2 separate regions of the Homo sapiens genome follow, and region 1 is linked to region 2. A link is a loop called in an ENCODE intact Hi-C map of the cell type or tissue named here. Cell type or tissue: PC-9. All regions are shown on one strand. Each heading gives the region's core, and the rest is flanking DNA. Links, peaks and the distances in the headings are about the cores only. Region 1 holds the start of LINC00184 (long intergenic non-protein coding RNA 184). Region 2 holds the start of LOC105373208 (a long non-coding RNA gene).

Region 1 (11,651 bases), core at 1,296-9,295, 53 kb before region 2:
CACACATACACACACTCTCTTTCTGAAGTCAACTATACATAATTTTTAAGACATTACACATTGGATTGTTCCCACTATCACGCGATCTTGTAATGATCAGGACTGTCTTCTTTGTTACATGTAGTAGGGACCAAGATACTTTTAGGGCCTCATGAAAATGTTTGATTTTAATTTATTTTAAAATCAGGGCCGGGTGCAGTGGCACACACCTGTAATCCCAGCACTTTGGGAGGCCAAGGTGGGAGGATTGCTTGAGTCCAGGAGTTCAAGACCAGTTTGTGCAACGTGGCAAAACTGCGTCTCTACAAAAAAAAAAAAAAAAAAAAAAAATTGCGTAGTGGTGCATGCCTGTAGTCCCAACTACTTGGGAGGCTGAGGTGGGAGGATCACTTGAGCCTGGGAAGCGGAGGTCACAGTTAGTCAAGATAGCTCCACTGCCCTCCAGCCTGGGTGACAGAGTGAGACCCTATCTCAAAAAACAAATAAATAAAATCAGAACGAAAAAATATAATAATCACAAGTACATAAGAACAAATTCATATACTTTTTAATTTTATTTTTAATGAAGAAAGGAGCCCACAAAGACAAAAATACCCTCAGCATTTCCAGGCACCACAAGAGTCACAATGAGGCCCTAGTAAGGACACCAATCCAGTTGAAGTTCATGTATTCATACTGAGTACTCCTGGAAATTTTCATATTTTAAATTTATATATTGCGCAAGACTTAGTCTTTGATTTTCTAGTTTTTTCTATTTATACTAACACCTCAGAGACCTAATACATTTCATGGCCTTTGTTTACTGTCTCTATCGTAATGACTTCCAAGTCCCTCTCTTCTCTATTCTTGTGTTGGAGTTCTAATTTTGTACTTCTAAGTACCTGTTGGGTATTTCCACCTGTGTATCTCATCGCTGGCTCAGCCGACAAACACATCACTGAGCTCACCATCTTCCCCTGCTCTTCGGTTTTCTCTCTTCAATTTTCCTGTCTATTAGAGTTCCTGCTAACTCTGTAGTCATTAATGAACCAACCACAAGCTTGTCTCCTTCTTCATCCCCTTATCTGAGGACCTGATTGAGCCTCTGGTCCCATGCCCACTGCCATCCCTATTGAAGTCTCACTGCCAGTCCCTCAGCCAAGCATCCTTACTTCTCATCGAGTTCCACATGCAGACTCCTGACTGACTTCTCTGCATTCCAGCTTCCTTGTGCGATACATTCCTGACCCTCCCCGAATTGATCTTTGTACTGCTTTCATCATTTTCCTCCTCTGCTCCATAATTCCTCCGCACTTCAACCCAAACTCCTCACCCAGTTTAGAAAGCTCTGCTCACGTGGTTCCTCCCACTGTGGACAATGCATCTCCCAACACATTAACACCCACCAGAGGTGATGATTAAGGAGTCCCTTCACTCACGAACTAGACTTGCTGTCTTAGTCTTTTGTGTCTGCTCTTTCTTTCATTCATTTACTCCATTTTTGGGGTAACTACTCTGTCCCAGGCACAGACACCTTAAATGGTCCTCTATTACCTATTCCAACCCTATACAGCTTTCAAAGCTCAGGTCAACTTCCAATCCATGAAGCCCAGGTCTCCCTTCTATCACAAGTCTTTTTCCTCTGAACTCCTGGGAAGCTTAGAGACATTGTCAAACATTTAGGACTTAAACATGTGACATGAGATTTCCTGACTGTGTCACGCATGCTCTCCAGTCTGACTTGTTTGAGTTTCTGCAAAGATCTTTACAGAAGATCTATCTTCTTACCACTCAGCTGCAGCTGGCATCGAGCCCTGGCTGGACTAGTCATGCTAACCCCTTGGTTATTAATCATCGCCATGATTTTTCATGTGTTTACTATAGTATGATCCAGGCGTTGACTATACTGGGCACTTTATGAGGTTGTTATTATCCTCCGTTTTTTACAGATGAGGAAAGTGAGGCTCAGAGGGGTTAAGTGACTTCTCCAGTTTTACATAGTTTGAAAGTGGCTGACTGAGAATTTGAATATAGGTCCGACATAATTCAAATATTGTGCTCTTGACCACTTAACTAAATTAACTCTACTTTCTGATTGATTCACATATGTTGAAATCTACTCATTCTCCTCCTAGTGTCATTATGTTTGTTTATTCTCTCCTTTATATTTTTAAGGCCTGCTGGTCTATCCTTTCCAGGATCTACACTTATGCTGGACCCACTAAGCTGTCCTAGAACATCATAGTAAATGTTCACCAGATATTAATTATTTGAGTGAGAATGGTTGTGAGCATTGGGTACTCCCCCAGCCAGTACCCTTCTCTCTTGCAGTAGTATATTTTGTAGATTAAATAAAACTCAAGATAAAAAAAACAAATTAATAAATGATCAATGGAAACAGAAATTTGGAACATAAAAGTATTATTTCAAAATGAACACATTATATGTAAAAGCTCACAACCAGGAATTTCTTCAGTTGGGTTTGCAGCAATGTTATGTCACTAATACTATATTTCTCTCTGTATGGCCAAACCTGTAAAGCCTCAATATCTGATTATGGAGCACATCTAGACTGTTAAAAAGCTTTCTATAATATTAATAAAATCAAATAATAAATAAAAATTAAATTGACTAATCATAGCAATTTCATTTTGAGAATGTTTTGTAGGCTGAAGGCAAATCCTTGAGATATTTTTGCAGGAGCGTCATTGCGAAACAGAATCTGCAGTAGAACTATGTCATCTTCTGGTTCTGAGTGTGCCCTCTCATTGCTGGCAGATGGCAAGTATTTATTTGCTTGCTAGCTCTTTAGTGGAACTGGTCTTCTGTTTCCACTGTCGCCTCGTGTGACACAAACTGCCACCTATCTCCCAAGGTTCTTTCTTTGTAACAGAACCCTAGTTTTTGGCTGGACTCATTTCCCCAGTGGTAGAGGCTGCTGGCTGGTCATGTCATGAGCCCAGGTCTTCTTCTTGGGCACAACCAGATGCCATTTCTCAGCCTCCCTTGCAGTTATATGCAGCTGTGTGTTTGAGTTCTGGCCGTTAGTGAGTGGAAGTGATGTGTCCCTTCTACTCACACTTCTGTAGTCCTGGCCTACAGAAACTCACAATGGTTCTCTATACTCTTTATCTTTCCACAGCTTAATGCAGTTAAGTAACAAGATCTTGGAAGACAAGTGTTGAAGGTGAAAGAGGCACAAGATAGAAGAAACCTGGGTCCTTAGATCCTTGCTTGGAGGAAAACCACCTGCCAATCCAGAACATCATTTTGGACTTCATGTGAGTGAGAAGTAATCCTGTATCATGTTTGAGCCATTAAGCGTATTTTGATTGCTTGTTCTGATAGCTGTAAGTATCTTACTGATGTAGACATCATAAGTGAGAGACCATGTTTCCTCACCTCCCCTGCTAAGTGTAACCATGTAACTAAATTCTGGCCAATGAGATGTAAGCAGAAGTGTTTTGTGTGACTTTGAAACAGGATGCTTCAAGGAAGCTGATTTGGACGGGATGGGAAAACTTCTGTTGTCTTTTGTTCCCTTTCTTTTATAGTTCAGCACTCAGACAAAATGTCAGGAATTGCTCTGGCCATCTTGCACTTCTGTGAATGGAAACCATTTTCTAAGACAATGGGGTAGGGTGATAGAGAAGACTAGGTTTCTGATGGATGTGGAGCTGTTGGGCCCATCTGGGACTCTTAACCCCATCCACAGTGCTTTTATATTGGAGGAATCTCTTGTTTAAGCCTCTATTTTATTTCTCATAGAGACACACGTTCTTTCTATAGGAGCAAAAGTGACCATTTTAAGATTTGAATCAAGTTATGCCACTTCTTGGCTATGAATCCCTTCCTGACTTCCAGTTTACCTTAGAATTGAATTTATATTTCTACCATGGTTTATGAAGCCCTGCTTGATTTGTCTCCTGCCTACCCCAATGACCCCACCACAATTACACTGGCCTGCCTTCTGTTCTGCTGTAGTGACTGATCATTCACCTCCATGAGGCCCTACTGAAGATGTTACCTTTTCAGGGAGGTTCTCTGACCTCCCACCTACAATGGGCTCTCCCAGCTTTCGTCTGTCTCACCACCGTGTTTACTTCCTACATGGCTCTGATCACAGTCTTTAATCATCTGGTTGATGTATTTATTCATTTGTTTGTCACTATCTCCCCAACTAAAATGTAAGCTCTGTGAGGCAAAGATGGTCTCCAGTACAACGCAGTGCCTGCTGCATAGGAAGCACTCATTACATTATGAAAAATACAGCAAACATGTATGTACATTTGAATATACATAAACACTAGATGTATGTGCATGTGTACACATATATAGTTGACCTGTGACTACTGCAGGAGTTGGGGGCGCTGACCCTCCATGCAGTCGAAAATCTGACTTTTAATATAACTTGGTTTTTGGATTTATAGTGTGTGGATTTCTTTTTAAAAATCTGGCCCTGATTATAAAGAGAGAAAAAGTGGAATTAAATTTAGCCATTATTAAGAATCCAACAAATCAAATATAAGTCACAGTGAATACTAAAATTTTGAGGTGAAAAAGAAAATTAGAACTGGAGATAGACATTATAGTGCCGTCCCAGAAAATGGCAGTATCTAGCCCATGAGAGAGTTTCTTTCATATTTTTTTCATTACATGTACTAAACATAGTGATTGCTTTTTATCTTTTTAAAAAAATCTAGGCCAGTCGCGGTGGCTCACGCCTGTAATCCCAGCACTTTGGGAGGCCAAGGTGGGCAGATCACAAGGTCATGAGATCGAGACCATCCTGGCTAACACGGTGAAAACCCATCTCTACTAAAAATACAAAAAATTAGCCAGGCATGGTGTCAGGCACCTGTAGTTCCAGCTACTCAGGAGGTTAAGGCAGCACAATGGCGTGAACCCGGGAGGTGGAACTTGCAGTGAGCCGAGATCACGCCACTGCACTCCAGCCTAGACAATAGAACAAGACTCTGTCTCAAAAAAAGAGAGAGAAAAAAATATCTAAATGATTATTTGCTCTCTGTTCAAAAATCACTCAGCCAAATAGAATTTCCTGCTGAAGAAAATTATGACATAAAAATTTTAAAATTACCCCACCACTTTTTTTTGTTTGTTTTTTATCTCTGTCAGTTTGTTACCTTTATTCCTGAAAGAAGGACTCAAGACTCATGTGATACTCTAAAATAGATATTAATAGGAAATGTTCCTAGACAATGTGGGTTTGCAAGAGAAACAAAGAATTTATTGTTGACTTGATTACTAGCTCAAAGTAATCAGAAATTCCATGAAAGACACTGAAAGTTGACCTCTTTTAAAACTACTTTCAAAAGCGGAGGTTGATTTGTATTTCTTAATCAGCATCTCAGAACAATGTACATTCTTTTTGTATAGTGTCATGGGCATCTGGGACTTTGGCTTGATCAACATCCACTTCCTCCTGTGATACCAAGACCCTAGTTTTCTTTTAAAGAACCACCCCTCCCTGACTCTCAGTCTTTGTTTTCTGGTGGGGTTGACTCTTACCCCTAACCCCAGGGGTGGGGCATGTGGTCCAAGTCTGGCCAATGAGAATTTTAACCATGCTGGTGATTCAAGAATGAGTATATGTTACATGCTGAGCTTATCAGAACCAACATTGTCAGCCACAGGGGTTATGCTAGAAGTATTGGAAAGGATAAATTCTCTTCTGGGGTGGTTAAACCAATAGAAAATTAGCCTGGAGCTTCTGGTGGACATCTTGTCAAAAAAATAGTGATTGCCTGCTTGAGAATGAAATCAAGAGAGAAGAAGGCAAAGCTAAAGCCTGGAGAATATTCCTGAAGACATTTTTCAAGGATCTGGAACCACCCTTGAACTTTTTTTTTTCTTTTTTTTAGAGACAGGGTCTTGTTCTGTTGCCTAAGCTGGAGTGCATTGGTGCAATCATGGCTCACTGCAGCCTCAACTCCTAGTCTCAAATGATTCTCCTTCCTCAGCCTCCCAAGTAGCTGGGACTACAGGCATGTGCCACTGTGCCCAGTGATTTTTTTTTTTTTTTTTTTTTTTGTAGAGATGAGGTCATGTTATGTTGCCCAGGCTGGTCTTGAACTCCTGGCCTCAAGTGATCTTCCCACCTTGGTCTCCCAAAGTAACTGAATTACATGCATGAGCCACTGTGTTTAGCCTGAGCATTTTCAGGTACATAAACAAATATATTGCCCTTATTTGAGTTTCATCACTTGAAACTAAGAATCTTGACTATACACTTAATTGGTTACTAAATGAATTAGGATATAAAGATTTTTTTAAATTAGTTTGCTACAAAATTTTCTGTAATTGGAAGAAAGATGGCCATTCCTCCCCAAAGGAGCTCTTACAACTTGAATTCTTTCATCAGAAAATGCAGTTTCCTTTTGCCTATACACAATCTAAAGATTTTTTAATATACTTCTTTAGTTGCCTAAATGTTCTTTATATGTTTGTCTTGTCCTTGCAGTTCATATTAGATATTATGTTACCAATGAGCAGGGACTATGATGAATGTGTCTTTAGAACACCCAATGAAGTGCCACTTGCCACAAGAAGCTAAGTCACAATCTGATGGCCAGAGGAGGCAATCATTCTTCCTACAGTTTTGTGCATAAACCTTCCTGCCTCTCTGCTGGGGACCACCTATGGGGAAAGGAAAACTTCTCTCTCATGGCTCTCCTTTCCCAGGAAAACTTTAGCTCCTGTTGAGACCAACACCTTCCCTGGAGAATGCAGAGTGAAGGGATTAGGCCCATCACAATTTTCCATTCATGATGTTGGGTCAAGCAAGGCATCACACAGAATGAATAGAAACAGAAACAGCCCCACATGTGAAGTAGGAGCCATGCTGGAATGAACAAGGGCCACGGTATGGGTGAGTTACACGGTACAGAGCACAGGGGCTGACTGCTTTGTGCTCTTCCAGGTGGGATCATTACTTGCCAGCCTTCCAGCTGATGCCAGTGGCAACAGCACGACAGGCTGAACTGGATTCTTTATGACTATGTATTCATTAGGGGGAAAAAGCACTTCCAATGCAAATGATTGAAATGGAAACAAGATGTGCACTCTGCTGCCTAAATGAAAGCTCTACCAGGTAGGCCATTCAAACTCAATTAAGAGTAGCAAAACAGGATCTATCAGGACAGTGGCTGTAACCCCTGTCACAGAGAATGGACAGTGAGCGGTCCAAATGGATTGGGGGGCATGAATGGCACCTGACTTACAGCAGGAGCTCAGCACTTTTACTCTCTTTGCCGCTTCACTGGAACCAGGAGAAAAAGACATTAGGATGAAGGATAATGTGTGATACACACATAAAGATGAAAGCGAGAGGGACACATGCAATGTCACTTATTGGAAGGACCACTTTAGGCTGCTCTGTCCTCTCTCCCCTGAAAACATGTTCCACATTGTTTTAACCATCTGTGGCCCACTCTGGAGCTCAAGGAACCCTGGCCTTTCTGCTTTATTGTGAGCACAGCCATATGAAACTGCAATCTGGCAGCTGAAGGGGAAAGTACTTTTACTGTCTCTGCTGAGAAAGGGTTTGGATGAATCGAATCCCCTGTTATGCGTGAAATTGTACCCTCTAGAAAGCTCTGTTGATGACCCAACCCACGGTACCTGTGAATGTGACCTTATTTGAAAATATGGTCTTATAAATGTAATCAAGCAAAGATGAGATGATACTGAATTAGGGTGGGCCTCCACCAACATGACTGGTGTCCTTATGAGAAGCAAGGAAGAGACATAAGGAGAACATGGTGTGACAATTGAGACAGAGATTGGAGTGATGCATCTACAAGCCAAGAAATGTCAAGGGCCGTGAGCCACACCAGAAGCTAAGAGAAAGGCATGGGACTGACCCTCCCCTAGAGCCATCAGAAAGAGCCTGACCCTGGCGGCACCTTGCTTTTGGACTTCTAGACTCCAGAATTATGAGAATAAATTTGTGTTGCTTTAAGCCACTCAGTTTGTGGTAATTTGTTATGACAGTTCTAAGAAACTAATCCACCCTGCTAAAGAGTAAATGTCTGATGCAAAACTCACTACATGGATGAAAAGGCTGAGATATTCCGAAGAGTCATAATGAACTGTGCCGTCATCTACAAAGGAAGTGCAGCACTGCAACAACTCAAGATAGATTCTGGAGACGTGGCAGGACAGACGTGCCTACCAGACTAGGAGCACTTTCAGGACAGCGTCATGCCTTGTTCTCCTCCACATCCCTCCGTGCCTGAAAATCAGAAATGCTCAATTAAATGTTGAAAATGTCAATAAATTCATAGGAAAACGATCTCAGATAAGTCAATAACGTTATGTTATTTTATTTTATTTTTGAAATGGAGTCTTGCTTTGTCACCCAGGCTGGAGTGTAGTGGCACGATCTCAGCTCATTGCAACCTCTGCCTCCCAGGTTCAAGCGATTCTCCTGCCTCGGCCCCCTGAGTAGCTAGGATTATAGGCATGCACCACCACGTCCAGCTAATTTTTGTATTTTTAGTGGAGACGGAGTTTCACCATGTTGGTCAGGCTGGTCTCGAACTCCTGACCTCGTGATCCACCCACCTCGGCTTCCCAAATTGCTGGGCTTACAGGTGTGAGCCACCGCACCCAGCCATGATTAACCTTATTTTATGATGTCATGTAAGTCCTTACCACCACCTTCCATGAAGACGTAACTGACAAAGACATCTGATTTGATGCTTTCATTGGAGAAACCCACCCTTGGCCATTGAAGAGCACAACTTTGGGTTTCTTTGAGATTTAATCTGGTCCTTGGATTCCCAAATGGCAGACGTGGCCAGTAACAGCTTTTTACAAATCTTCAAATCCCACTGACACTGGGATTCTGCCCCTCAGACGTGGCTGTGGTTTTTTCACTGGCAGGGCAGGATATGTTACTCTCCGCTTAACATCGGCCCACTCACAGTGTTAGTTAGCCTGCTGTTTCATACATGAATCCATCTGAAATGCCTCCGAGTCTCCAGGTGAAGGGTGCTGCCATCAGCAGCAGCCAATAAATGAAATAATACCAAATATAAAATCAGCCACATTGGTCTCCTGGAGGTAAATAGAGCACAGGGGCGTTTCATTTACTGAAAGGCCAGAATTGCGATACCTGTAAATGTTGAATGTGAATGTGTTTTATAAAGTGTAAAGGGCTGTAAAGAAGTCAGTTATTATGTTTATTATTGCTCCTGCTCTGTACACTTGATCAAATGACAAACCCAAAGGCTCACCTCTCTGGGCTCCGGTTTCCTTACTCAAATGAGGGAATTATGTTTAATATCCCAAGCTCCCAACTAAATCTTTTTTTTTTCCTTTGACTCTATGAATCTATCAGCAGGAACTTCCATCCAAATTCCTGAAATGTGGGAATATATTTGATGACGCTGTTTACATATAATATTAATTTATTTTGCATAAATTTTTCAGAATATGTTTTGTATAACATAGAAGATGAAGGGGGAAAAAGTAAAGTAAGATGGGAAAGTAGGCCATAAGGAAGGATAAGGAGAAACGCTTAAGAAAATCCACCTATTATAATAATTAAAATTCAGCTTACCTGGAAAGGGGAGGAGAGCATTTATGATTAACATGAATGTAGTCTGTGCTCATTGCAAAGTAAATTTTCAGAAAAAAAGGGCAAAATCTGATTATTTTAATCGTCAGATTAAATGCAATTAGAAATCCCACCTACCTTTTAAAGTAAACAGCAAACTTAGTATTTTACTACATAAAAGAAACAATTGAAATAATCCTAACTTCAGGTTATCGTTGCATATAACAGAACATTATATTTGAAAATGATCCTCATTGAGTTTTTTGGATTCAACAACTTTTTCTGTGGCTAAAAATGTCCCTTGAGTTTCTGAAATCTGCTAGAATGCTGGGAAGAGCTGTGCAGAAATACCTCCAAAGGGTCAGAAAGTAATTTAGGATTTTTAATTCAATGGAATCAATCTTTCTTGTGTATTTTTACTTACTTTTTTAGACAATAGGCCAATGATTGTAGGGTTTGTTCTAGCCTTGAAACCAACTCTCTGCAGAGCAATTCCTGTTTCCACAAAGGGTGCATCAGGATGCATGGGACCCCCGGATCACAGGCCCCACGTGTGAACGAAGCAACACAGACCATGGATAACAGAGACCTCTCTAGGGTGAGTTCTCTTGAGATGCAGGGCACGATCAACAGGACGAACAAGCCTAAAGATGACAAATGGGTATACTGGCATGGGCTGGACGAAAGGAGGCAATAGGGCTAAAAACACAGAACCAAACCTGTCATTTCTCTCCACAACTTCCTTTTGATCTCAAATATCATGTGTTCTCACTTATAAGTGGGAGCTAAACAATGGGTACACTTGGGCATGAAGATGGAAATCATAGACACTGTGGATTCCAAAGTAGGGGAGAATGGGAGAGGGGCAAGGGTTCAAAAATTACCTGTTAGGCACTATGTTCACTATCTTTTTTTTTTTTTTCTTTTTTGAGACGGAGTCTCGCTTTGTCGCCCAGCCTGGAGTGCAATGGCGCGATCCCGGCTCACTGCAACCTCTGCCCACCAGGTTCAAGTGATTCTCCTGCCTCAGCCTCCTCAGTAGCTGGGACTACAGGCATGCGCCACCACGCCTGGCTAATTTTTGTATTTTTAGTAGAGACAGGGTTTCGCCATGTTGGGCAGGCTGATCTCAAACTCCTGACCTCAAGTGATCCGCCCACCTCGGCCTCCCAAAGTGCTGGGATTACACATGAGAGCCACCGCACCTGGCCTATGTTCACTATCTGGGTAACAAGTACACTAGAAGCCCAATCCCACTGTTATGCAATATACCCATGCCTATGTACGTGTACCCCCTGAAAACATGCATATGTACCCCCGAATCTAAAATAAAATAAAAGAGATGCAGAAAAGAATAATTTAAAAAATATTTTGAGAAATGTATAACAAGAGCCATAAAAGTGTTTATATTCCCTTGTCCTAGTAATTCTGCTTGTGGATATTTATCTTAACAAAATCATCAGAAATGTGTAGAATGATTTATGGATAAGCATGTTCACTGAAGCATTCCTTAGACTATAGGAAAATTTGGGAAAAAAACCCCAATATACAAAAATGAGGAAACACTTAAATTAATCGTAGTCCATTCAGATGATGGAATGCAGTGTAGATATGTAAAAATCATATTTTCAGAGATGGCTGTTGATCAATGAAAATGCCCAATCTATAACATTCCATGAAAAAGACAGATATACAGCCATATATTCCATACAATTATAATTTTAAATATGTATGAATGTGTGTGTATATATAATATATGTGAAAAAATTGGAAAGAAATACACTAAAATGTTAACTCATTATCTCTAAGTGGCAGGATTATGAGATTACAGGTGATTGTTTCTGGTTCTTTGTATTTTTTAGTATTTTTTTTTATTTTTTTGAGATGGATTCTCACTCTGTTGCCCAGGCTGGAGTGCAGTGGCATGATCTCAGCTCACTGCAACCTCTGCCTCCCAGGTTCAAGCGATTCTCCTGCCTCAACCTCCCGAGTAGCTGGGACTACAGGTGCGCACCACCGTGCCCAGATAATTTTTGTATTTTTAGTGGAGATGGGGTTTCATCATGTTGGCCAGGATGGTCTTGATCTC
Region 2 (11,651 bases), core at 1,624-9,623:
GAGCAGAATCAATGTCCAAGATAGGGACACAGGGTAAATGCTGGGTGGGGTCACCTTCGTTGCTTCCCTTGGGTGGTGGATACCTGGGTGTGCTCAGTAAATCCAATGAGATGTCTGCTTATGATTTGGGCACTTTTCTGTATAAATGTTACATTTCAATAAAAGGTTACTTTAAAAAAAGGAAAAAGCATGAACTTAGGTTCTTATGCCATACTTTATAATTATAAAACATCTAGCGAAAGGTAAGTGTTAAACATAAATATTAAGTAATAAAATATGAGAGTATGTGCTCGGTGAGAGCAAGCTCGTTTTTAAAACAGTTTGCTCACTGTTTTATTCCCAGCCCGTGGAATAAAACCTGGTTCCAACAGTGCTTAATATTTATTGAGTGGATGAATTAGAAGAAAATGCCAGTGAAAAGTTAACTGGCATTGGGTTGAGAAAGGGCATTCTAAATATAAACATAATGGGAAATAAAACATATATTAAAATACTGGCATACTTAGCCGCCAAACATTTAAAACTTCTGTAAGTAAAATACATAAAGAACATAAACAAAATTAAGGTAGAAAAACAAACTGGCAAAATATTTATAATAAATATGACACTGAAAATTAATATTTTTAACAGGTTAAGCACTTAACGGTTAATAAGGAAAACACTAACATTCCTAGGGAAAATGGGTAAAAGCAAATGGACAATTTGCAAAAAAATACAAATGGCCAACAAACACATGAAAAGATGTTTGAGATGATTAATAACCAAAGAAATGCAAATTAAAACAGCAAAATACCAAAGTTTTTGGTTCGCCTATCACATTTTTCCTTCACTTACTCAACAAATATATTTTTGAGTGGCTATTACATCAGGCATGCCTGGGGATTCCATAGAAAAAGAAATCCGCTATGCCCCCACCCCTCAGGGAGCTTACATTCTGGAGAGGAACATAATAGACAATAAACAAATTATTGGGCACATATTTAGTGTGTCAAGTGATGATAATTACTATGGGGTTGGAAGGGGGAGTGTAAGTTCATGGACTGTAACAAATATACCACTCTGGAGTGTGGGATGTTGACAGTGGGGGAGGCTGTGTGTGTGGGGGGGGCATATGGGAATTCTATACTTTCCCCTCAGTTTTACCATAAACCTAAAACTGTTCTAAAAACAGTCTATTAAGGAAAGAAGCAAGAAAGAAATAGGAAGTGAGCGAGAGAGAGAGAAAAGAAAAAGAAAGAGAGAGGAAGGAAGGAAGGACGGAAGGAGAAAGAGAAGAAAGGAAAAAGGAAAGGAAGGAAGAAGAGAGGGAAGGAAGGAGAAAAAAAGAAGGAAAGATAGGAAGAAAGAAGGAAGGAAAGAGAAAGACAAAAGAGAGAAAAAGAAAGTGAAAGAGGGAGGGAAGGAAGAAAGAAGAAAAAGGAAAGACAGAAAGAAGGAAAGAAAGAAAGGAAAGACAGAAAAAAAAGAAAGAGGAAACAGGCAAGCAGAGTAAGAGAGATAGGGATGTGGGGCTGGCGGTTGGGAGATAGGGATGCGGGGCTGGCGGTTGGGAGACAGGGATGCGGGGCTGGCGGTGATGGTTGCTACTTTTTATGGAGGGTTTTTGAAGGCGTCTCTCATAAGATGGCATTTGAGCAGAGACCTGAGGAAGTGAAAGATGGAGGGCTGAAGCTTCCAGTTAGAGGAACAAGCAAAGACCCCGAGCAGGATCAGGTTTGATGTCTTCAAGTAATATCCAGGATGGGATGAAGCTGCAGGGGAGTGAGCAAGGTGTAGACAGGTAGAAGGTGAGGTTGGAGGAGTGGGTGGACGGGGAGGAATCATCCCACAGGGCCTTGTACGCACTGCAAAAACTTTAGTCTTTTGCTCTAAGAAATTAAGTCCGTTAATTAAAAACAAATGAACAGAAACAATTTTGGCTTTTACTCTGAATGAGAATCCACTTAGGGGTTTTGAGCAGAGGTGAGACATGATCTAACTTACATTGCAAGATGGTCTCTCTGGCTGCTGTGTTGGGAACAGACTGTAGGGGCAAGCGTGGGCACTTGGAGGGCAGGGAGGGGGCCACCACTGTAGTCACCCAGGCAGAGAGGTGGTGACAGACGAGGTGTCAATTGTGGAGGTGCTAAGAAGTGGTCACTTCATCTGTATATACAAAGGAGAGCCAAATAGATTTATAGAGCATAGCAGGGAAGAATCAAGAGTGACTCCAAGGTTTGGGGCAGGGGCATAGGGTAGAACCAATGGATTGTTGGGGATCATCCTACTGGAGACAAAGAATGGTTGGAGTATTGGGGAGTGAGTTAAAAAGAGAAGAGGTAGTGCCTGGAGAACGGGAGGCTTGACGTTGAGATTATGGAGGAGATGCAACTACTGGGAATGATAACACCAAAGGTGGAACCCTGCGAGTAGGTAGCTGTGTGGGGTGGAGTCAGTGGTGGGGTGGAGAGCAACAGCATTGGAGAAGAGGGCAAGGAACTGGGAGTCCAGAGAGGGAACAAGTGAAGACTCAATGTGGGTATTGATGTCACCAAGAATTATGACATGAGTTGTGTTAGAGACAGGGAACGTGAGCCATACACTGAAATCCTTAATAAATGAAGAGAGGTGTCACAGGGAGAAGTAGATGATTGAAGCCAGGAGGGGTAGCCCATGTTCTGCAACAGGAGTTTCAAAGTTAGGGGTATTTAGAGAGGGTGGAGGGAGAATGGTTTGGAAGCATCGATGGGGAAGAGGAAGCATACATCCACCACTCCAGATCAAGTAATTCAAGATATGTGGAGAAAAATGAGCTATGATGTTAAAACGCTGCAGGGAACATGGTGTCATCAGGGGAGAGCCAAGTTCTAATTAGAGCAAGAAGTTGAGAGGAGTGACCAAGTAGGAGGTTGAGGATATAGGGGATTCAGCTGATGACTGACTAGAAGTCTTCAAAAGTGGGGAGGAGTAGACGGTGCATCCAGGTTGGATGTGTTGTGTGGGAATGTGTCTGGGTGAGGTGAGATAATCTGGGAGTTTGTGGTGAAGGGTGAGATGGGAGTGGTTCTGTGGGTCAATAAGGCAGATTGCAGTGATGGATTGTTGGCCAGAGGTTTGGGGTGCTGGGAAGGGGGAGTTATGAGGGCCTTTCCAGAAGCACTCAGATCTCTGCCATTCCTCCTTGCTCCTGCTCATGGATGTGTGGAAGAAACACATGGGGAAACACACGGAGCACTGCCCTGCATCAACCCTGTGGGAGAGGGGTGGACGACGGGGAGGGTCAACCTTACCTGGAGCCTACAGAGCTCTGGGGCTCCTCTTCTCTAGCGGAGGAACCAAGAAACTCGAGCAATGCTGGGAAGGGTTCAGGAAATCCAGCCCTCCCATCCACAACTTGTGGCAGTGTAACTTGGGAGTTTGTTTTTGGAAAAAAAAATTAAAATATTTAATGAGAACCTTAAAATTGTGCTGATCCTTTGTTTTTTTAATTTCTCTTCTAGGAAAGTGTGGTAGAGACATAATCAAAGATTCAGACAAAGATATAACTACAGAATGCACATGACGGTTTTGTTAATACACCAAAAGGAAAAAAATTAAATAACGGACTCTCCCAATAAATTGTGACCATCTATAGTTTGGAATAACATGAAGATTGTTAAAAACTATGTTTACAAGAATGGCAATAACAGAGAAACACTTGCTATATAATTTTCACAATAACAAGGTGAAGAAATATTATATATATATATAATAAAATTCAAATTTTTAAGAGAAATTAAAATGTATAGAAAACATTGGAAAAGGATACACTTAATAATCTTTTTTTCAGCATGGTAGAATTGTGGGTGATTTTTGTTCCCTTTATATTTTTTAATACTTTGTACTTTTTAATGACAAATGTATATACTACCATTTAATGATAAAAATATATTTTTAAAATACTGGATAAGAATTATTCAAATAAATGCCTTATTTAAAAGTTAAATTGCAGACCAAGTGCAGTGGTTCACGCCTGTAATCCCAACACTCTGAGAGGCCAAGGTAGGAGGACTGTTTGAGGCCAGGAGTTTGAGACCACCTTGGGCAACAGAGCAAGACCCTGTCTTTGCTGGGCATGGTAGTATGAGCCTCCAGTCCTGGCTACTCAGGAGGTTGAGGCAGGGGGATTGATTGAGCCCAGGAGGTCAAGGGTGCAGTGAGCTATGATTGTGCCACTTGCACCCCAGCCTGGGCAACAGAGCAAGACCGTCTCTACAAATAAATAAGTAAATAAATAAGATACAATAAAAATTAAATTGCAAATGAAAAGTTACACTCTATCTCATCCTATTGTATACTAGAAATTATAATTTTCCTCCAATTCATTACTTTGATTATTCTACAAAATCAAGACTAAACTGGAATTCAAATCAGAAAGGCTAAGAAGCAAAGAATAACAATGGTGAACTTCAAGATAAATATCCCACATTATTTTCAAGGCAGAGGCCAGTGTTGCCTTCTGCATCTGTTTTGGGAAGAGTGCCCAAAGCCTTCAGAGGAGACAACCTTTTGTGCTGTGTCCCCTACTCCCCCCCCCATTCTTACCCTGAATAGCATTCTTTCCAAAAAAGAATAAAGAATACTCAAGGAAAACTATTAAAATGCTTGGCAAAACTACACAGACAGACACAGAGGCCAATTAAGTATAAATATTTCACACCAGAACTGTCTTTTTGACCCAGCCACTAATATCTACCCGGCCACAGATCTAAATGTTTGGATGAAAACGACAGAGCAGAGGAGGGCTGGTCAGCCAGCTGCAGAGGGGCGCCCCTTCGGAGCGTTCGCATCTGCCTGAAGAATATGTGTAGTACGTTTTCCTAGAAGCATGGAGGGGCATGCGGGTTTGACCATCTTCCTAAACCTGGAGAAGGTCACTGTTTTCCTTCAGGGATTATTCTGTCTCACCGCTTTTGTTTTTTGGTTTCCCTTGATCTAAAACAAAAGGGTCTACTTTCTTCTTTGGATTTTGAAGCTGTGGGTGCCTTTCTTCTCAGTTAATTTTTTTTTTTGTTTTCATCTGTTAAGACTTAGCTAGTTTAGGTTTTGAAAATGAACACACTGACAGCCATTGTGAGAAGATAGCCTGGCCTTTTGGAGGACAAATGCTGTGGGGTGGCGTAACCTTGAGGCTCAAGTCCTGGCACTGGCATTTAGTGTGAGTCATGCTGTATTGCTTCACCTCCTGGGCTTCAGTCTCTCCATCTGTGAATGTAGAATGACAATACCTGCTGTGCTGTAAGGTCACTGTGAAGATTAAATGAGATAATGCTTTGTAACCTGTTGGCCTCTGTGCAGTTTAAAATGATGTTTTTCATTACTTGGCTAAGTGCTGTACACCCACTGCTCTGTAGGCAAAATTCAAACAAAAAGCTTTGTAATGCTCCCACCCATTGAAAACATTACTATGTTAGCCTCTATATACATAAATTATTATAACAATACCTGGAAGGTAGGAAACACACTTTGAATTATATTGTTTCTAAGAGTGAGGATAAGGATTACTTTCATTCATTTATACTTTTTGGGCACCAATAATATGTATTTGTAAGATGAGATGGCCACTTTATAGATTGCATCTTGTATATTAAGAAACAATTAAATCTATTTTAAAAGTACAGCTAAAAACCTCCATTTCCCGAAATAGCGTGGATTAGATTACCTAAAATCTTTCCTACTACAAAACATCTAGAAATGTTAAAAACCTGTAATATTCTTTTAAATTCATTATTTGAATTCCAAGAAAGTAAGAAATATCCCTAGGGAAAAAAATGAAGATGGATCTGAACACCAAAATGTAAGCACAAGCCAATGTTGCAACAGCCTGGGTGGGGAAAGGGGAGTGAGAAAGTATGAAGTTGCCAATCTTATTAGGCAAGAGGATCTGCCTCTCTCAATCTCTATCTCTCTTTTTAAAAAATTAAATTAAAAAATTTCAAGCACTCACATAGAATACTATATGACACCTCCAAATACCTGTCACCTAGATTCATTACCAAAATCTTGCAACATTTTATCTTTATTGTTTGTATTTTTATCTTTGCTGAAGTTTTTACATTGAATCCTAGACATCATGCCATTTCACTTCACATATTCTTATATGCATATCTATTTAAACAGCACAGGAAAAGAGGTATGAGTATAAAATCAAAGAATTCAAACAGAGGCCTTATAATGTTAAACTTGAATTGGAAATATTAGCATGAACTCTCTCTTAAGAGAGAGTTTTATCTCTTAAGAGAAAAGGCCTGGCAAAAATGAAAACTCAGGAGCAAGAGGTCTTTGATGACTTCCTTTTTTCTGACACTGAAAGATGCCCCAGGATCTTCTTGGACATTTCTTGTCCCAAATCTGTAATTATTCATTTTTCCAAGGAAGCCTGGTCTTCTTAGTAAGAAATGACACTTAATGACCAATCCAGGACTGACACAGATCCTAGAATAAGCAAACAAGGACCTTGAAGCAATTACCATAACTGTATTCAATATGTTCAAAAAGTTAAGAAAGACATGGAACATAAATTTTTAAAATTAGACTTCTAGAGATGAAAACTACAATGTGTGAGATGAAAAACACACTGAATGGGATGAGGGGATTAACAGTAGATTTGACATTTTTTAAAAAGATTAATGAACTGGAGGACATAAGCAATAAAAAACATTCAAAATAAAAAATATAGAAAAAATAAGTTTAAAACATGAAAAAAGCATCAGTGAGCTGTGGCACAACTTCAAGTTTTTAATATAATAGGGGATCCTAAAGAAGGGGGGAAATAGAAAAATATCTGATGAATAATGGTCAAAATATTCCCCCCGATTTGATGAAAACTGTAAAACTACAATCCAGAAAGTTCAATGAATCTCAAGCACAAAAATTATGAAGAAAACTACACCAAGATACATCATAATAAAAATACTCAAAGCCAGTGATAAGAGAAAATTTTCAAAGCAGTACATTTATCTACAGAGGAACACATGTAAGGGTGATAGCAGACTTCTCATAGGAAACAATGCAAGTGAAAAGACAATGGTGCAACACCTAAAAAAAGCACTGAGCACTAAGTGAAAGAAAAACTCTGTAAACCTAGTATTGTATACCTAGTAAAATATCTTTCAAAAATAAGGTAAAAATAAAAACTACTTTCAAACATATGAAAGCTGAAAGAATTAATCACCAGCAGACATACACAATTAAACATTTAAGGAAGAAATATCAATTTTACAAAACTCTTAGAAAATTGAAGAGGAAGAAATGTTTTTCAACTTCTTATCTTTTCTTTTTTTTTTTTTGAGACAGTGTCACTCTGTCATCCAGGCTGGAGTCCAGCGGCATGATCTCGGCTCACTGCAACCTCTGCCTCCCAGGTTTACATGATTCTCCTGCCTCAGACTCCCCAGTAGCTGGGATTACAGGCATGTGCCACCACACCTGGCTAATTTTTGTATTTTTATTAGAGACAGGGTTTCACTATGTTGGCCAGGCTGGTCTCAAATTCCTGACCTCAAGCGATCTGCCTGCGTCGACCTCCCAAAGTGCTGGAATTACAAGTGTGAGCCAATGTGCCCAGTCGTCTTGTTTTTCAACTTCTTATGAGACAAGCATTACTGATACCAAAACCAGGAAAAGATGAAAAAAAAATCTACATATTAATATCCCTCAGGAGCAAAGGTGCAAAATTTCTAACCAAATTTTAGCAAATCAAATCTAACAATATGTAAAAAAGATAATATATGAGTTTCATATGGAGTTTATTCCAGGAAAGGAGGGTTGGTTTCATGTTGGAAAATTAATGTCATTTGTCATATTAATTAAAAATGAAAACCATATTATCATCTTGATATAAACAGGAAAAAATACGGTAAAATCAAACATCTATTCCTGATTATTCCAACATCTCAACAAACTATAAATAGAGGAAAATGTTCCCAATCCGACACAAATCATCTAAGAAAAATCTACAACTAACATCATACTTAACAGAAACAAGTCAGGAATGTTGGCTCTTACCACTTCTATTAAACATTTTGCTAGAAATCCTTGCCAGTGCAACCAGGGGAGAAAAAGAAATAAAAGGAATCCAGATTTTAAGGAAAGAAGTAAAACTGTCTTTATTCTTCATGACATGATTATCCATGTGGAAAATAGGATGGATTCTACAAAAAGGCTACTGTAATGATATAAGATCAATATACAATAATCAATTGTACTTCCATAAACTATCAACAAACAGAAATTTAAATTTCAAACAATTTAAATTGCATCAACAATATGAAGTCCTTGTCTGACAAAAGATGTGCAAGCTGTAAACACTGAAAACTATAAAACATTGTGAGAGAATTTTTTAAAGACCTGAATAATGGAGAGATGTACTATGCTCATGGGTCAGAAAATTCAATATTGTGATGTCGTTTTTCCTCAGATTGATCTATAGATTCAATATCCTTCCAACCAAAACCTGAGGGGGTTCTTTTGTGGAAATTGACAAGTTGATTCTAGGCTCTATATGGAAATGCAAAGAACCTAGAATAGCCAAAACAACTTTGAGTGAGAAGAACAAAATGGTAAGACTAATGCTACCTAATTTCAAGACTTACTATAAAGCTACAATAATCAACACAGTGTATTTGTGACATAAAGATAGATTAACAGCCCTGAAATAGATACACACATACTTAGACTACTGACTGTCAACTAAGGTTGATCCACTTTAAGTTAATTTTTCATATATTTTAAAAATTGCAAATATTTTTTGCAAGGCAATTTGGTAGTGAAAGGATAGTGTTTTCAACAAATGGTGTTGGAACAATTGGATATACATATGCAAATAAAAGGAGCTTTGATTCCTATTTTATGCTATATAAAAAATTAAAGTGGATCATATACCTAAATGTAAAACCTAAAACTACAAATATTCTAGAAGAAAATATAGGAAAAGAAATCTCTGTAACTTTGGTTTAGGCAAAGATTTCTTAGATACAGCACCAAAAACACAATTTATAAAAGAAAAACAAATTGATAAACTGAACTTCATCAAAATTAGAAATTCTCTGCTCTTCATAAGAGACTGTTAAGGAAGTAAAAAGGTAAGCCTCAGATTGGAAGAAAATATTTGCAAAGCATATACTGGATAAAGAACTCTCAAAACTCAATAATTTTTAAAAACCCACACAATGTAAAAATAGACAAAAGATTGGGACACTTTTCCAAAGAAGACATACAGATGGGAAATAAGCACATGAAAAAATGTCTAGTAACATTGGTTATTAGGGAAATGCAAATTACAATGGCCCTCCTTTATCTAGGGGGGAATATGCTCTGAGACCTCCAATGGATGCCTGAAACAGCAGATAGTACCAAACCCTATGTATACTGTGATTTCCCTATACATACACACCTATGATAAAGTTTAATTTATAAATTAGGCACAGTAAGAGATTACCAACAACTAATAATAAAATATTATATAATAAAATATTATTATAATAAAAATAATTATAACAATATACTATAATAAAAGTTATGTGAATGTGGTCTTTCTTTCTTTCTCAAAATATCTTTTTGTACTGTACTCACCTATGTTCTGGCCCATGGTTGACTGTGGGTAACTGAAACTGCAGAAAGTGAATCAGCATGCTGGGTGCGGTGGCTCATGCCTGTAATCCCAGCACTTTGGGAGGCCAAGGTGGGCGGATCACCTGAGGTTAGGAGTTCAAGACCAGCCTGCCTAACAGCCTGTCTACTAAAAATACAAAAATTGGCAGGGTGTGGTGGCACGTGTCTGTAAGCCTAGCTACTTCGGAGGCTGAGGCAGAAGAATTGCTTGAACCCAGGAGGACAGGTTGCGGTGAGCCGAGATCACGCCATTGCACTCCAGACTGGGCGACAAGAACGAGACTCCATCTCAAAACAAACAAACAACAAAAAAGTGAAACAGCAGAGAAAGGGAGACTGCTGTAAAACCACGATTAAGTACATGTACACAGTGTCACAGTTCTTTTTGTGCTGCCATAACAAAATACAGAAGACTGGGTAATTTATCAAAGAACAAAAATGTATTTCTCATAGTTTCTGGAGGCTGCAAGGTCCCAGATCAAGATGCTGGCAGGTTCCTTTGTCTATTGAGGACTGCCCTCTGCTTCCCAGATGGCGCCCAGTTGTGGCGTCCTCTGGAGGGGAGGAACACTGTGTCCTCACATGGTGAAAGGTGAAAGGGCAAGGGAGTCAAAAGCTGCACGAAATCTCTTAATCCCATTCATGAGTGAGGAGTCCTCAGGACCTAACCACCTCTTAAAGGTCCTATCTCTTGATACTATCACATTGGCCATTAAATGTCAACACCTGAATTTTGGAGGGGACACATTCAAACCATAATATACTCCTATTAAAATGGATAAAATTATAAGGTCTGACCATACTAAATATTGGAGAGAATGGGGAAGAATTGAAATTCTCATGCTCAGGAGAAATGTGCAATAGCACTTCTATGGAAAGCACATTTGCAGTTTTTTTTGAAAAGTTAAGTATATACCCTACTATCTGATGTAGCCTTTCCACTAGTAGGTATTTATCCCATAGAAATAAAATCTATGTCTGCACAAAGATTTATATAAAAATGTTCTTAGCAGCTTTATTTGTAGTAACCCCAAACTGGAAACGACCCAAATGTTCATCGATGGCTAAACAATTGTGACATAGTCATACAATAGCATACCACTTGACAATTAAAGGTATTGATACAGACAACATGTTGAATCTCAAAATAATTATGCTGAGTAAAAGCAGTCAGACACAAAGAGTACATACTAAATAATGCCATTTGTATGAATTTCTCAAAAATTCCAACATAAAGTAAATCAGAGGTCGCCTGGGGATATAGTATGGAGGAGGAGCAGGAGGTTAAAAAAGGCACAAGGACATTTTAGATTACAATAGATATGTTTGCTACATTGATTATGCTTTTGTGACTGTACAGTATCACCAAACTTTACAAAGTGTGCCATTTAAACATATGCAGTTTATTGAATATAAGCTGTTTAAGGATCCTAAAGAGAGAGAGAAAAGAGAATAATGATGGCAATTAATTCAACCTCATCAAATATATAAAAATTTATGGGCTGGGCGCAGTGGCTCATGCCTGTAATCCCAGCACTTTGGGAGGCTGAGGTGGGCAGGTCACGAGGTCAAGAGATCGAGACCATCCTGGCCAATATGGTGAAACCCTGTCTCTACTAAAACTACAAAAATCAGCTGGGCGTGGTGGTGTGCACCTGTAGTCCCAGCTACTTGGGAGGCTGAGGCAGGAGAATTGCTTGAACCCAGGATGCGGAAGTTGCAGTGAGCAGAGATCACACCACTGCACTCTAGCCTGGTGACAGAGCAAGACTCTGTCTCAAAAAAAAAAAAAAGTATATAATGATGAGAAAAACATATTGGTCTCCACTAGAAATCATTACTGGTAACTTTTATCACTATTCTGAAAATTGATATGGAAGAAGGAATGTCAAGTCTTGATAGTGATTTTGTTTGTTTTGTAAGTTACATTTTGAAGAATCCCAGCTAATGTGTATAGAAGGAACCACAGAATTAGAAAATCATTTTGCAAACCTTGATAAATCCGGGCAGTGATTATCCAA

The links. Hi-C counts contacts between places; a loop is a spot of excess contacts. Peaks named below come from ENCODE experiments on the same cell type or tissue, not always from the same donor. Only the 100,000 strongest peaks of a DNase experiment are listed, where the experiment ranks them.
Region 1: a loop joins it to region 2, with 5 times the contacts of the local background. A loop is called at or near these places in 19 of 110 quality-filtered maps.

Annotation. Positions count from the first base shown.
Region 1 is chr1:234,626,488-234,638,138 of GRCh38, forward strand. It overlaps LINC00184 (long intergenic non-protein coding RNA 184), which reads left to right and starts at 2,824. Exons shown (of 2, transcript NR_033927.1): 1 at 2,824-3,260; 2 at 6,461-8,293. In PC-9, for the core only: no CTCF peak of the experiment used is centred there; a DNase peak (open chromatin) is centred at 5,414; H3K27ac peaks cover 3,390 bases.
Region 2 is chr1:234,679,213-234,690,863 of GRCh38, forward strand. It overlaps LOC105373209 (a long non-coding RNA gene), which reads left to right. Exons shown (of 3, transcript NR_188651.1): 2 at 1,599-1,713; 3 at 3,480-3,969. It overlaps LOC105373208 (a long non-coding RNA gene), which reads right to left and starts at 9,918. Exons shown (of 3, transcript XR_949287.4): 1 at 9,592-9,918; 2 at 3,270-3,387; 3 at 1-137. In PC-9, for the core only: no CTCF peak of the experiment used is centred there; a DNase peak (open chromatin) is centred at 5,189; H3K4me3 peaks cover 288 bases; H3K27ac peaks cover 1,291 bases.